2 separate regions of the Homo sapiens genome follow, and region 2 is linked to region 1. A link is a loop called in an ENCODE intact Hi-C map of the cell type or tissue named here. Cell type or tissue: CD4-positive, alpha-beta T cell. All regions are shown on one strand.

The links. A loop is a pair of places that touch in the nucleus more often than their neighbours do. Peaks named below come from ENCODE experiments on the same cell type or tissue, not always from the same donor. Only the 100,000 strongest peaks of a DNase experiment are listed, where the experiment ranks them.
Region 2: a loop joins it to region 1, with 7 times the contacts of the local background. A loop is called at or near these places in 6 of 110 quality-filtered maps.

Annotation. Positions count from the first base shown.
Region 1 is chr3:195,649,319-195,657,318 of GRCh38, reverse strand. LOC105374297 (a long non-coding RNA gene) reads left to right here and starts at 5,160. Exons shown (of 3, transcript NR_136186.1): 1 at 5,160-5,359; 2 at 7,926-8,000. It also overlaps the pseudogene LOC100288016. In CD4-positive, alpha-beta T cell, a CTCF peak has its summit at 3,470 (motif pointing left); a DNase peak (open chromatin) is centred at 3,423.
Region 2 is chr3:195,555,216-195,563,215 of GRCh38, reverse strand. It overlaps the pseudogene RPL31P64. Among named protein-coding and RNA genes, the nearest start is that of PPP1R2, 16 kb to the right of the region's middle. In CD4-positive, alpha-beta T cell, CTCF peaks have their summits at 4,315, 4,516 (motif pointing left), 6,457 and 6,665 (motif pointing left); DNase peaks (open chromatin) are centred at 4,495, 6,645 and 7,885; H3K27ac peaks cover 440 bases.

The sequences.
Region 1 (8,000 bases):
ACCAATAATCATTAGTAAGTATGTTTCCTGTCTTTTCACTTTATTAAAATCTTCGTCTTGTGCATCATGTTTAACAATTTTATTTTAGTAAATTTGCAAGGGTTCAGTCCCATTTTACTGATATTTGGGTTGTTTCCCATTTTTGCTCTTAATAACACCATACAGAACATATTTGTGACCATAACTTTCTCTTTAGGATTATTTTTTTAGATGTATGCCCCAGACGTGACCTTTATTGGCTTGCAGGGAATGAACATCATACCTCCTAGACTTATTTTTTTAAAGTTACGCTGTTTTAGTCCTGGGTTAGTTACCTAATTTTGTTTGGTTTGAGACGGAGTTTCGCTCTTGTTGCCCAGGCTGGAGTGGAATGGCGGGATCTCGGCTCACCGCAACCTCTGCCTCCAGGGTTCAAGAGATTCTCCCGCGGAGCTTACAGTGAGCGGAGATGGCGCCACTTCACTCCAGCCTGGGCAACAGAGCAAGACTATATTGCTTTAATTTACTCTGCCGGCTATCTGGAGAGATGCAACCTCATCAGCAGAAATTATTTCCACCCTGCTGCTTTTTAAATGTTATTTCCTATAGCCAGGTACTGAGCCCTTCAATTGAGGTCTAAACCCTCCACCCTCTCCCTCCGGGATTGCCAAGCCTGTGGTTTCAGTTCCATGCTCCCAGGTAGATTGTGTCAACTCAAAGTCAATGCGCTTATGAAATACTTTTTGTGGTTTTTTTCTTAATTTTAAGAGGTTTTTTTTTAAAATATGTTTTTGTTTCATGGAGGCGACACCCTCTGTCTCTGAGTTGTGGGAGCCTTCCTCCTTCAGTCTGCATGTACTGAAGCCAGTGTTTGCCGTACCAGCCCCTCAGCCGCAGCAGCCCACAGTGAGGTGCAGGTGCTCACGCCATCGCCCCAGAGAGCTCCTCCATTCGCCCCTCCACCCGTAGCCCCTCGAAACCACTGCCCTGCTCCCCGACACGGTACACTGTCTTCTCCAAGATGTCATGTGTTGGCATCCTTTGGCCTGTGCCCACCGAAACTAGCTTCCTTCAACGGGCATGTAGCCTGGGAGACCTGGGGCATTTGGGTGCATCTTTCCACTGCTGGTTGGTGCCCCCTGTGTGGAAGCATCCGCGTTAGTTCACGCCTTCTCCTGCTCCTGCCGACGGACATTTTGTTTTCTTCCAGTTATTGGCAATGAGGAATGAGGCCTAAACACTTGTGTGCAGGTTTGTGTGTGCACGTTTAAGTTTTCCCTTGGGGGACATTTCAGCAGTGGGGTTGCTGGATGACATGGTAAGGATGTGCTTAACTTCGTAAGAAACTCCAGGACCACTTTCCAGCATGGCGGGACCCCTCCCATTCCCACTGCAGCTTATGAGGGTCCCAGTTCCTCTGCATCATCACTAGAACCTGGGTTGGCCCATGGGTTTTGTCTGTTTTTAGCCATTTTAATGGATTTGCAGAGGTACTGCTGACTGGCATTTCTCCAGCATCTCTATGATGTTGAGCCTCTTTCTCGGGCAATATGCCCTCCTTATACCTTCTTTGATGAGGCCTCCGTTCCAATATTGGCCCTCTCTTTAATACTGGGGTTTTTACTTTCTTATGGTTAAGTTTTGATGGTTCTTCATATATCCTGCGTGCCAGTAGGTTGTGAGACGTGTGATTCACAAATGTTTATTTCTAGACCATAGTTCATGTTTCATTCTCTTTGGATTTTTATATTGCTTTATAGAATTATAATTTTAAATTTATGACTAAATTTAATTTGTCAATCTTATGAATCATGCTTTTGGTGTCATGTCTAAGAACTTTTCGCCTAACCCCAGGCCATACGAATTTTCCCCTGTGTTTTTAGCTAAGGGTTTGATAGCGTTATGTTCTCCATTTAGGCCTTTAATAAATGTTGAGGAACATTTTGTGACCGCCATGGCCATACCTTTCTCCATCTCTCACGGTATCGTGGGCATTTGCAGCTCCCAGTGCGCCGTGCTGTTCCCGTCTTCTTGGTCTGCTCCTCCTGTCATACCTTTCTCCGTCTCTCACAGTATCGTGGGCGTTTGCAGCTCCCAGTGCCCCGTGCTGTTCCCGGCTTCTTGGTCCGCTCTTCCTGTGAGTTTCAGGGCACGTCTTAGTGCTGGCACTGTCCTGGTCCATCGGGGGTCCCATGAGCTTCTCCATGTGGGAAGGTTGGGACTGTGATGTTGACGGGATGCCCTGTGAGTCAGGAGGAGGTGCTGACGGGGGTTTCCATGTAGGAGAGAGAGGTGTTTGGTTTTCCGGATGGGGCAGACTTGAGAGGGGACAAACTTGAGAAATGCCACCAATGAGAAGGGCACGCACAGCAGGTCTCGGGGCCGCCCAGCCGTGTGGGAGACAAACGTGGATGTGTCAGTGGCCACGCCAGGAGGTAAACCCTCAACCAAGGGCCTCTGGGTGTCCAAGACCAAGTCTTGCTCAAGAGGTGTGTTCAGCTGAGCCAACCATGGCAGAAATGCATAAGGGAGATCCCACGGTTCCTCTGTTTAAATCCCCTGCTAATCCCACCAGACTCAGAGAAGCAGCCAAGTCCTCACAGCAGCCTGCAACCCCCGCCTGACTCGGCCTCCTCTTGGCTCTGATTCTCTGCACCCTTCTATCCCTGTCTCTTCTTCCATCAGAGAGGAGATCCGGCACGTTTATCCTGGTGGATTCAAACCCATCTTTGCCCCACATATAGTCACCGGAATGAATAGGTATAATCTAGAAAGAGTCCTTTTGAAAAAGAAAAAAGCAGGCCGGGCATGGTGGCTCATGCCTATAACCCTGCAGGGACCAGCCCCACAGGGTCGGTGGGTCTCTCCCTGTGTGCGGCGACGAGAGAGTGTAGAAATAAAGACACAAGACAAAGAGATAAGAGAAAGGGCAGCTGGGCCCGGGGGGCCACTACCACCAATGCGCGGAGAACGGTAGTGCCCCGAATGTCTGGCTGCGCTGTTATTTATTGGATACAAGGCAGAAGGGGCAGGGTAAAGAATGTGAGTCACCTGCAATGATAGGTAAGGTCACGTGGGTCACGTGTCCACTGGACAGGGGGCCCTTCCCTGCCTGGCAGCCGAGGCAGAGAGGGAGAGGAGACAGAGAGAAAGACAGCTTATGCCATTATTTCCGCATATCAGGGACTATTAGTATTTTTACTAATTTACTACTGCTATCTAGAAGGCAGAGCCAGGTGTACAGGATGAAACATGAAGGCGGACTAGGAGCGTGACCACTGAAGCACAGCATCACAGGGAGACGGTTAGGCCTCCGGATAACTGCAGGCGAGCCTGACTGATGTCAGGCCCTCCACAAGAGGTGGAGGAGCAGAGTCTTCTCTAAACTCCCCCGGGGAAAGGGAGACCCCCCCCCCTCCCCGCCCTTTCCCGGTCTGCTAAGTATCGGGTGTTGTTCCTTGACACCTTTTGCTATCCGCCTGGTAACAGGCATCTTCCCAGACGCTGGCATCACCGCTAGACCAAGGAGCCCTCTGGTGGCCCGGTCCGGGCATAACAGAAGGCTCGCACTCTTGTCTTCTGGTCACACCTCACTATGTCCCCTCAGCTCCTATCTCTGTATGGCCTGGTTTTTCCTAGGCTACGATTATAGAGCAAGGATTATCATAATATTGGAATAAAAAGTAATTGCTACAAACTAATGATTAATGATATTCATATATAATCATATCTAAGATCTATATCTGGTATAACTATTCTTGTTTTATATTTTATTATACTGGAACAGCTCGTGTCCTCTGTCTCTTGCCTCGGTGCCTGGGTGGCTTGCCACCCACATAATCCCAGCACTTTGGGAGGCTGAGGTGGGAGAATCACCTGAGGTCAGGAGTTTCAGACCAGCCTGGACAACATGGTGAAACCCCATCTGTAGTAAACATATAAAAATTAGTTGGGCGTGGTGGTGCGTGCCTGTAATCCCAGCCACTTGGGAGGCTGAGGCAGGAGAATCATTTGAACCCAGAAGATGGAGGTTGCAGTGAGCTGAGATCGCGCCACTGCACTCCAGCCTGGGTGGCAGAGTGATATTGTCTCAAAAACATAGTAATAGGAATAATAAAGGAAAAGTGCAAAAATTCAAACAACTTAACAGAAACTGGGCAAAAGAGCTGAACCGGCCCTCCACAGAAGAGGAAATGTGGAGGAATGGCTAATGAAAACATGAAGAGGGGCTCAGCCTAACAGGGGGAGATATCACGTGACAACCACCAGACGGGCAAAAATCCCACAACCCAATCCATGCCAGCGTTGGGGAGAATGGAGAGAAGCAGGAACACCAGGCACTGCTAACGCTTGTGAAGTATATTTCTGCTATGCTTGTATATGAAAGTGTGTGTGTTGTGGGTTATGAGGAAAATTACATTTTTACCTGGGATGAAATTTTAAAATTTGAAAGCTACTGACCAGAAGAAACTTGCGCTTGTGTACAAAAGAAATGCCCAAGAACGTTCCCAACAAAACACAGTCCTAAGGGCCCCAACCTGGCCAAACACTCATCCACGGGAAGATGAAGACATTTCCCATGCTCCCCTCAGACGACGGGAGACCATGCAGCAATGAAAATGAGCCATGTCAGTGTGGGTGGGTCTCAGGGAGAGAATGGAGGACAAAAATAGACACAGAGCAGGTGCTCAGAGCCATGCAGTGCAGGAGCAGCCACGCAGGAGAATTCCCTCACGTCAAAGTTCAAAACTACAGCCGAGGCAACAGAGCAAGACCCTGCCTCAAAAAGAAAACAGAAAGTTCAAAAACTAAATGGCATATCTTTTAGGGATGTACACACACGGTGAAAGAAACATACTATGAAGGAAAGTGTGCAAATAATAAAGACTAAAGCAGGAAGTGATTCCCTCCGTAGGAGAAGGGAAGGGACTGGGACTCAGGCAGGGCCTCCAGGGAGCATCCAAAGCTATGTCTCTTCAGATTCTACTCCCTAAACTTGGTGGAGGTCCTCTGTGTCCAATGTGTCAATATTCTTTATACCTTACCCATACTGTAAAAACGCTTTATTTCTATTCAATATTTAGAAGACAGTTATAAACAAGATGCATTCAATAGCATGGTGGCAGATGAACATCAGGAAGGAACATCCATGAGCTTCCATCCACGGAACCTCACCATGGATACGCTTGTGATCAAGGGCCTGGTCTCCCCTCAAGACACGGTCACAGATCAGAGGCCACACCATCCTAGCAGTGGAGCAGGACCAGCTGGGACAGGGTCCTTCTGTGACACCTGCTGCATCACCAGGCTGGGTGAACGGACACAATTGCCAGAACTCACAGAATAGAAGTATCAGCACCGAAACCTCACAGGAAAAATGGTAAGTTCTAAGTTTCTCCATTAATAGTAACTCTCAGATTAATCTCTGTCATCCATCGCTTCTCCAAGAAATGACTTTTTAGGGTGATGTGCCAGGCGCCATGTTGGAGGGCTGGTGGTAGCGGCTTGGGGAGGTGCTCACTCTGTCGGTCTCACTCTCTCACACGCTTCCCCGGCTCCCTTCGTTCCCCCCCACCCCACTTGGCCTGCGTGCTGGAGGGTGTGCGAGGGAGTGGGAGGACGTCGGGGGGTGGGGGGAGGCGTTCCGGTCCCCAAGAGACCCGCGGAGGGAGGCGGAGGCTGTGAGGGACTCCGGGAAGCCATGGACGTCGACAGGCTCCAGGAGGCGCTGGAAGATTTTGAGAAGAGGCAAAAAAGAAAGTCTGTCCTGTCCTGGATCAGTTCCTTTTGTCATGTAGCCAAGACTGGAGAAACAGATTCCGTGGTCCCAATTTAAAGGCTATTTTATTTTCAAACTGGAGAAAGTGATGGATGATTTCAGAACTTCAGCTCCTGCGCCAAGAGGTCCTCCCAACCCTAATGTCGAATATATTCCCTGTGATGAAACAAAGGGAAGAATACTGAAAAACTGTCACTGGATTTAACCGTATCCCTTTTACTATTCAGCGATTATGTGAATTGTTAACAGATCCGAGGAGAAACTATACAGGAACAGACAAATTTCTCAGAGGAGTAGAAAAGAACGTGATGGTTGTTAGCTGTGTTTATCCTTCTTCAGAGAAAAACAATTCCAATAGTTTAAATCGAATGAATGGTGTGATGTTTCCTGGAAATGCACCAAGCTATACTGAGAGGTCTAATATAAATGGGCCTGGGACACCCAGGCCACGTAATCGACCAAAGGTTTCTCTGTCAGCCCCCATGACAACAAATGGGTGGCCTGAGAGCACAGACAGCAAAGAGGCAAATTTGCAGCAAAATGAAGAGAAAACTCAGTGACTCTTCGACATCTGAATCAGAAGTTTCCTCAGTGAGCCCTTTGAGAAATAAACATCCAGATGAAGATGCTGTGGAAGCTGAGGGGCATGAGGTAAAAAGACTCAGGTTTGACAAAAAAGGCGAAGTCGGAGAAATAGCCAGTCAAGCGACTTGCAGCGAAATTTCTTCAGTTATGGTAGAAGAAACAGAAGCATCACCTTCATCTCATGATAAAGACAAAAAAAGCCATGGTACCCGGCAGCGCGTTCAGAAGAAGATGAAGATGAAGAGGAAGAAGAAGGGATTGAGAGACCATCTGTAAAAGGGAGGAGTAAGGAGATCCTCAAATTCTTGCATTCATTGTTTTTGTGAAAGAATTGTACATCATGGAACTCCTTGTAATGTCGACGCTGGGCTTTTCTCCCACCTGTATGCAGTTGCTGCTGAATTTCAGGGGATGTGATTTGAACTACAGAACATCAGAATTCACGAAACTTAACTGTGGAGGTATTTTGAATATAAAATTTAAGTACAACAACATTTGCTTATTTTTAGAGTCTTTTATGACATCAAGAGAAATGGTCCCAGAAAGAAAAAACCAAGAAAAAGAATCTGATGATGCCTCAACTGTGAATGAAGAGACTTCTGAGGAAAATAATGAAATGGAGGAATCTGATGTGTCTCAAGCTGAGAAAGATTTACTACATTCTGAAGGTAGTGAAAACGAAGGCCCTGAAAGTAGTGGTTCTTCTGACTGCCGTGAAACAGAAGAATTAGTAGGATCCAATTCCAGTAAAACTGGAGAGATTCTTTCAGAATCATCCATGGATAATGATGACGAAGCCACAGAAGTCACCGATGAACCACTGGAACAAGACTATTTAGAAACATTTACATGCAGTATTTTACACACAGTTCTGGTTTTAACACTGTATAAAACTTTTATGTAAAAAAGTGCACCTTTAGTTTTATAAGAAAAGCAGGTTGTAAAATAAAGTACTTTATGGATAATTCCTGAAAGAGTTGTCCATGTAAGAACTGTGAATATCAGCTCCTCTGGGTCCTGCTTACCTTACCGCTGATTTCTTTTTCTTTCTTTCTTTCTTTCTTTCTTTCTTTCTTTCTTTCTTTCTTTCTTTCTTTCTTTCTTTCTTTCTTTTCTTTCTTTCTTTCTTTCTTTGGTCTGGGCAAATCAGTGGTTTGTGTATAGATTTTTTTTTTTAATTTAGGATTAAAGTTTTTAAACTGGAAAGTAATTATAATTTTGAACAGTTTTTTGAGATTATCACATTTAGTTTATACATATGCAAGAAGCTTTTTGTCTTGTGTCTTTCTGATAGCTCCAGCAGTTTTCATATTTTGGTCATAGTTTCAACATTTTAACATGTGAATAATAGAGTTTCATGCTGGTTTCCAGATTTTATTGTTCGGATACATACAATAGAACCTTAAGTTTTATATATATATATATATATATATATATATATATATATATATATATATATATATTCTAAGGGGGAAAATGTTATATTTTTCTGTTTGTATAAGAGATAAATACAGTGGATACTTTTTCTATTGGTAATGACTGAGTTCACCTCTTTCAGAAGACATTTTCTTTCTCTTCTGAGTAACTGAAATAAAATCTGGCCTCTGTGAAACCCTGGAAATACCACGACCCTCAACTAGAAACACCAATACCAGCT
Region 2 (8,000 bases), 94 kb after region 1:
GTAAATATCCTAGAAACACTTCTGCACATAAGCACAAGAAGATACATACGGAAATGTTCACTGCAGCACTGTTTGAAAGACAGAAAAACCAAAAACAACCTAAATGTTCATTAACAGAAGAACTGATTTAAAAATTGTGGGCTGGGTACAGTGGCTCACGCCTATAATCCCAGCACTTTGAGAGGCCGAGGTGGGCAGTTTACTTGAGGCCAGGAGTTTGAGACCAGCCTGGCCAACATGGTGAAACCCCGTCTCTACTAAAAATACAAAAATTAGCTGGGCATGGTGGCGCACACCTGTAATCCCAGCTACTTGGGAGGCTGAGGCACGAGAATCACTGGAATCTGGGAGGTGGAGTTTGCAGTGAGCCAAGATGGCGCCACTGCACTCCAGCCTGGGCGACAGAGGGAAACTCTGTCTCAAAAAAAAAAAATTGTAGCATGCACACATATGTGCAGGTACGCATACACACCATGGAATACTATGCTACAGAGAAAATTAGAGCTACATGTATCAACATATATAATCTATAAAATACGTTGGGCAAAAAGCAATATACAGGATACAGTATGAAATATATAAAACGACATTATTTCAGAATACATAAATATGCAATAAAGTAAAATGAAATGCAGGAAATAATAAACACCAAATTCAAGGTCCTGGTTCCCTCCGGAGAGTGGAGAGAGAGGGCGGCATTTCAGTAGAGGAACACCAGTGGCTTTCATTGCATGGGTAACTGCATTAGTTTCTGTGGCTGCTGTAGCAAATGACCACAAACTCAGTGGTTTAAAGCACCTGAAATGTATTCTCTCATAGTTCTGGAGGCCAGAAGTCCAAAATCAGTATCACTGGGCCGAAATGAAGGTGTGGGCAGGGCTGTGAAGGCTCTAGGGGAGAATCTGTTCCTTACCTCTTCCAACTTTTGGTATTTTGGTGGCTGCTGGCATTCCTTGGTTTGTGGCCACAACACTCCAATCTTCAAATCTGCTTGTCTTCACAGGGCCTGTGTGTGTGTGTGTGTGTGTGTGTGTGTGTGTGTTTGTGTGTGTGTCAAGTGTGAAATCTTCTGCCTGTCTCCAAAAGAATACATGTAATTACATTTAGGGCCCACCTGGATAATCCAGGATAATCTCCCTACTTCAAAAGTCTAACTCGGCTGTGTGCGGTGGCTCACGCCTGTAATCCCAGAACTTTAGGAGTCTGAGGCAGGTGGATCACTTGAGGTCAGAAGTTTGAGACCAGCCTGGCCAACATTGCGAAACCCCATCTCTACTAAAAATACAAAAATTAGCTGGGCTTGGTGGCACGCGCCTGTAATCCCAGCTACTCAGGAGGCTGAGGCAGGAGAATTGCTTGAACCCAGGAGGCGGAGGTTGCAGTGAGCCACTGCATCACTGCACCACTGCACTCCAGCCTGGGCATCAGAGTGAGACTCTGTCACAAAGGAAAAAAAAAAGCCTTAACTCAATCATATCTGCTATGACATTTTTTCCAAACTGAACATTTCCAGGCTTCAGAGATGAGGACCTGGTAGCTTTGGAAGAGCATTTTTCAGCCTATCACAGTAATATTTTCTTAAACTGAAAGGTAGGTAATAGAGGATATAATGGCTTCCCACTTGGGCCCAGCAGAATGACTCCTGCAAAAAGGGTAGCCAGAAAAAGGGGGGTCATTCTGCCATCAATGAGGCAGTGACCTGAGGATACACCATCAACATTCACAGGTGCATCCATGGAGTGGGCTTCAAGAAGAATACCCCTCAGGCACTCAAGAGAGATCCAGAAATCTGCCATGATGGAGATGGGGACTCCAGATGTACGCACTAATACTAGGCTCAACAAATGTCTGGGTGAAAGGAAGGGCCGTACCACATCCATGTTTATCGTGCAGAAAACATAATGAGGGTGAAGGTTCAGCAAACAAACTCTATACTTTGGTTTAACTATGTACCTGTGACCACTTTCAAACATCTATAGACAGTCAATGTGGGTGAGAGCCAACCACTGATTGTCAAATAAAGTGATAAAATCATACACACACAAATAGACATACAATCATGGCCCTTTACCTTTTTTTTGAGATGGGTTCTCATTCTATTGCCCAGGCTGGTGTGTAGTGGTGCGATCATAGCTCACTGCATCTTCTGCCTCCTGGGGTCAAGTGATTCTCCCACCTCGGTCTTCTGAGTAGCTGGGACCATAGATGTGTGCCACCATGCCCAGCTAATTTTTGAAGTTTTCTGTATTTCGCCATGTTGCCCAGGCTGGTCTTGAACTCCTGGGCTCCAGCAATCCACCTGCCTCGGCCTCCCAAAGTGCTGGGATTACAAGCATGAGCCATGGCGTCCAAACTTATGGCCCCTTACTTTGAATAACGGTTGTCTATGACTATATCTTAAGGCAGATACAGACTGTGATCCTTTCATAGAAAAAGAGATCTCCATACCCCTGAACCCAAAATAAAAGTTTTTTTTAAAAAGAAAAAGAGGTCTCCAGGAGGCTGAAGGGCAGTGTAATATGGGTAACTCAGTGGGAAGGTTAGAAGACTATGTGTCATGCTCTAGAGTGTATGAATTTGTCATTTCAGAGATGGAACAATTCTGGATAAAATGAGATCCAGGGCCTAACACCTATAACCTGATTTTGCCATTTTGAGATTTTTTGTGAGTCTTTTTTAATATGCTAAATTATGTTTCTAAACAGTGGTATCCTCCTCCAAACATTCACATTAGTGAGCGAGCTGAAGGTCAAAAATCAAAAAAAACCTTTCAGAACCAAGTGGATTGGATACTGAGTTCTAGCAGAATTCCAAGAATTGTGGACAGGTCAGTGGACAAAAATTCCCATCATATTACCTAGGCAGCCACCAGCTCCACCTGCTTTTATCCAAGCCTTCTGTTTCCCACCTCTCCCAGGCCAAGATTACTGCCAGTGCTCTATGAGTCAGCTGTGTCCCCAGGAAGTGACAAATGGGCTCAGGAGCTGGCATGGACAGCACTGGAGGAAGCAAATGGCCACTCCTCTGTCATCACAGTTCATTAAGTAGGTGTTTGTTCTTTGCCTGCAGCCTGGTCCCAGCAGGACTGGTGAGAGCTCATGTGTGCACCAGAGTCAGAGGACACCCTGTGTGCACCAGAGTCAGAGGACACCCTGTGTCCTTTCCCCCAAACCGGGGAGTGGTTGGGAACGACAATGACCAACCTTACGGGAAGATGCTATGAAAATCCACAAAACTGAAGCTGACATCTGTGGCATTTTGCTTCAGGGCATTTTGTCAACAAAGCATACTGTGCACTAGAAACAGTCTAGGTGGGTCATTTGCACCTGCAAATTACTAATACAAATAACATCTCAAGCTTGGCAGGCTTAGAGGCTGAGATTGTTGGCACTTCATCTGTCAAGTCTCAGCTCAGATGGCATCTCAGAGGCATCTGCCTAAAAGTGATTGCCCCAGTTACCTTCCATCCGGTCACACTTTTTATCTCTTTCTTACCATTTTTCATAATCTGCAATGATTTTGTATATGTATTTGCTTATGTATTTGTGGTCCATCTCTCCCACTGGAAGGTAGGCTCTCTGAAAAAAAAAAAAAAGATCCTGCTTTTTTGGTACCCTCTTATATCCTGAGACCTAGAACAGTTCCTGGCACATATTTAAGTACTCAATAAATATTTATTGAATAAATGAGTGGGTGAATGAACAAATGAATGTACAAATGCAGAGGCTGAATATAAATGTCCCAGGGCCCAGAAAGAATCAGTCACAGAAGGGAAAACAGGACCCAGATAAAAATGTCTTATATTCATGTGCCTCAACATATCTGGCTACAATTGCTTCCCAGTTTGCTATATCTGGCATGTTCCCACAACTTACACTGGAATATCATAGGCACATTCATTCATTTTCCAAATGGGGAGACTGAAGCCCAGCAAAATGAAATGACTTAAGTGAAACTATGTGGCTAGTTACACTTATAACTTGAACTTGGACCCTCTCTTCTATCAGAAAAATAACTTACTCATAGGATGATTGGGGTTTTTTACCTCATTTTGTTCATTTCCCCACAAACAAAACATATTCTATGAGAGAAGTGTTTTTGTCCCCATGAGACAAAAAAACATGGTATAAAGTCAGTGTTATATTTTGCAAGTCAATAACCACTACCTAGGGGATTCTATTCAAGGACTAATTATTAAGGAGGCAACTTTGGCCAGGCTTGGTAGGACTCACAGTAACAGAGATGAGTGAGATGAGGACATCCCGCTCCCAGGGCCACCAGGTACATGAGACCGTCAACATGAAAGTCCTGGACTCAGACCCTGGCTATTTTTAGCATGTGGGAGATATTGTTTCATATGGTTAAGGGGCAACTCTACCAGGAAGCAGGGAACTGAATGACTCCATGAGACACTCCCAGCTCCAGGGGGCCTTCTGGACAAGAACAGCACAGGCAGCAGGAAGAACAGGTGTTTTGAATAGACTCACTTCCCCTCCTCCCATGAGACTATGCTGCCTCCTTGTGATTGAAGAAGCAAATGCCGAATACAAGTACTTCATACATCAACTGAGAAACATTAAAATGTTCTTAATAAGCATGAAAGATTTACCTGCATCCAGTTCCCATATCCCCTTTATATGTTCTAGAAAGTGTACTCCAGCTCATTCATTCATCCTTTCCTTCTCCCTGAAAATGACATGTGTTCCGAAACCTGTTTTGAATTATAACAGAAAAGCACCACTGTCTGTTATTGAAAGGAGAAATAATTTTTTCATTTCGAACAAATAAAAGTCCTGAAGGATCATATCTTCTCCTAAGTAGGTTCATTGTCAACCAACAGCAAACAAATTACCCACAGTAAGCAGTAACTCTGTGAAAACGAGTGATTTATCAAAGAATAACCTTAGAGAATCTTTCCTAGTTCTCAAACCTCTTTGTTAACTAATATTATTCATTAACTATGTCTAGTATTGTGGTTTTTTGTTTTTTTTTTCCCTGAGATGGAGTCTTGCTCTGTCGCCCAGGCCGGAGTGCAGTGGCACCATCTCAGCTCACCGCAACCTCTGCCTCCCGGGTTCAAGCAACTCTTCTGCCTCAGCCTCCCAAGTAGCTGGGATTATAGGTGCCCACCACCACACCCAGCCAATTTTTGTATTTTTCGTAGAGATGGGGTTTCACCATGTCAGCGAGGCTGGTCTCGAACTCCTGAACTTGTGATCCACCTGCCTCAACCTCCCAAAGTGCTGGGATTACAGGCGTGAGCCACCGCACCCGGCCCTATGTCTAGTATCGTAGCAACCACTTCCACTACCATCTCATAGAAAAGCATCTCCTTGAAAATCATAAAAAGCAAATGATGGATGGCTTCCTAAGGGACAATTTTCCACACCAATAATGTTTAACAAAAAAACTGAAAAAAAAAAAAAAAGGACAAAGCAAAGCAACTTATAATGAAGAATAATTAGAATAATAAAAGAAAATTCAAAGGAAACTATTCAGGTAGTAAAGCAAGTCTCTAGAAACAGAATTCGTAGGACATCCCAGAAAATATTGCATACACGGCCACCAAATTCAATACCAGCAAGAAATAGTATGGTGGATTTCTGCCTGCGGGACAATGGTTGGTAACCTAAGCAAACCTATGTTTGCAGTTATCTCCTCTGAGGACTGGTTCAACTCATTGTTTGATTTATGCCTAAGAACTCTGACCCTCACATGTGCGCTCTGGCAGAAAGGCAGTTAGTTCTTGTCCTTGGAATTACTGCCTCCAAAGATAAATCCAATATGTCAGCTCAAAATCATTTACCTAAATTACCTCCTTGATTAACTGTTGGTTTGCCAGCCTGTCTCTCCCACTAGATGGTGACAGGAACCCTGTCTCATTCATCTTTGTATTCCTCACTTCTAGTACAGAGAAATGAAGTTACCAAAAATTGGTGTGGAGCCAGGCTTAAAAATCAATCCTCTTTTGAGTATTTCATTGTTCCTATCTTTTCGGCATTTTAAGGAAGTTTAAAAATATTTTTAAGGCCAGGCGCGGTGGCTCACGTCTGTAATCCCAGTACTTTGAATCACTTGAGGACAGGAGTTTGAGACCAGCCTGGGCAACATAAGGAGACTCCGTATCTGCAAAAAATAAAATGAGCCAGGTGTGGTGGTGTGCCTATAGTCCCAGGCACTCAGGGGGCTGCTGAGGTGAGAGGATCTCTCGAGCCTGGGGACTTGAGGCTGCAATGAGCCATGATTGCATCCCTGCACTCCAGCCTGGGCAACAGAGTGAGACTCTGTCTCAAGAAAAAAAAAAAAATTTTTTTTTTTTTTTTTTACCAAAAACACCTTAGGCTCCGTATTTCAAATTAGCTCGTAACAGATTCACAACATTTTATGAATGATGGTGTTGTTTAGTTCCCTTGGGGCTGTTACTATTCTGCTATTATTAATCAAGATCTCAAAAATCGCAAAATAATATATTGAATTCTGAAATATTAATTATAGAACCTATAAATTACAAATCCTGATTTGTACCAAACATTACAGGTGACTGCAAGCAAGTTGTCTCAAGCATTTACAGCTGGGATCCACCCAGAAACGATCATCGTTAAGAGTCTCCACGTGTCAGCTCAGCGTCTCATCCACAGCAGCGCCCCCAGCTGCCTGCTGATGGCTCCATCCCCAACTCAGTCTTCGTGGCTCCGCATCCATCGTAGTACAAACACTATGCCTTTGGAGAGGACTGCCTTAGAGTCCACAGCTAACGTCTATAGAAATCTAGCAATTCTATCAAGAAAAAGCAAAATTAAAATGCCAAAAATCAGGCAAAAAGAAAAGAAAAAAGCACAGGATACTCCCAATAGGTGCCAAAAGAGAAATGATTTAGGTACAGTGTGTTGGGGAGAACTGACCTGGAGCCTGCTGGAGTTGCTCAGAGTCTACAGGGAAAGATAAACAAGAAAACCAGCCATGTAGATGTGGAGATCAAATAAGACGAGAGGCTGTAATAGAGGGTAGAATGAGGGATTCTGGGAGAACAGAGGAGGGCCACCTGATGCTGCCCTGAAGAGGTGGAGAAGGCTTCATTCCAGAGCAAATCCTGAGCTGCGTTTGGAATAAACGAGCTGGAGGTAGTCAAAAATTGAAGGGGGAGGCCGGGCGCGGTGACTGATACCTGTAATCCCAGCACTTCGGGAGGCTGACGCGGGCAGATCACGAGGTCAGGAGTTTGCGACCAGCCTGGCCAACATGGTGAAACCCCGTCTCTACTAAAAATACAAAAATTAGCCGGGCATGGTGGTGTGCACCTATAATCCCAGCTACTCGGGAGGCTGAGGCAGAAGAATCGCTGGAACCCAGGAGGTGGAGGTTGCAGTGAGCTAAGATCGCGCCACTGCACTCCAGCCTGAGCGACAAAGCGAGACTCCATCTCAAAAAAAAAAAGAAAGAAAGAAAAGAAATAGAAGGGGGAGGAGGTGGTATCCCAGGCAGAGGAAAGACTGCCACCAAGTAGGAACTCAATTCTGTAGCACCTAGGGTCCGGGACCCTGCAGAGGAGAAGTAGAACAGGTGGCCAAAGGCCAGATCACTGACAGCTTTGTAAACCATGACATGGAGCTCAGATTACAATCTGAAGGTGAATTGATTCAAGGACTCAATTCTAGGAAACAATTTAACTTACATCTTAAAAATGAAATCCAAATACCAACTTGTTAATTCACGGTAGGAAAAAAGTCACTAAAGAACAAATCGAGGCTGGAGTTCTCTAAAAGCAAATGCTCTGTCTTCAGGTTGGCTACAGAGAATGCCAGGATCTGATGAGGAAGGGGCTGGTAAAGCCCAGGCAGCTGACTAAAGCAGAGTCATTCATGACGCTATGGGGATCCACCTACCTCCTGCCCTGGGAGGGGTACCGTCCGCAGCACTGAGTGATGGCTCTAGCAGCAGAGGGGAATGGAGAGGGGATGCACGGGCCTGACAGCAGGAGGACCTGTGAGATGGCCAGTGCT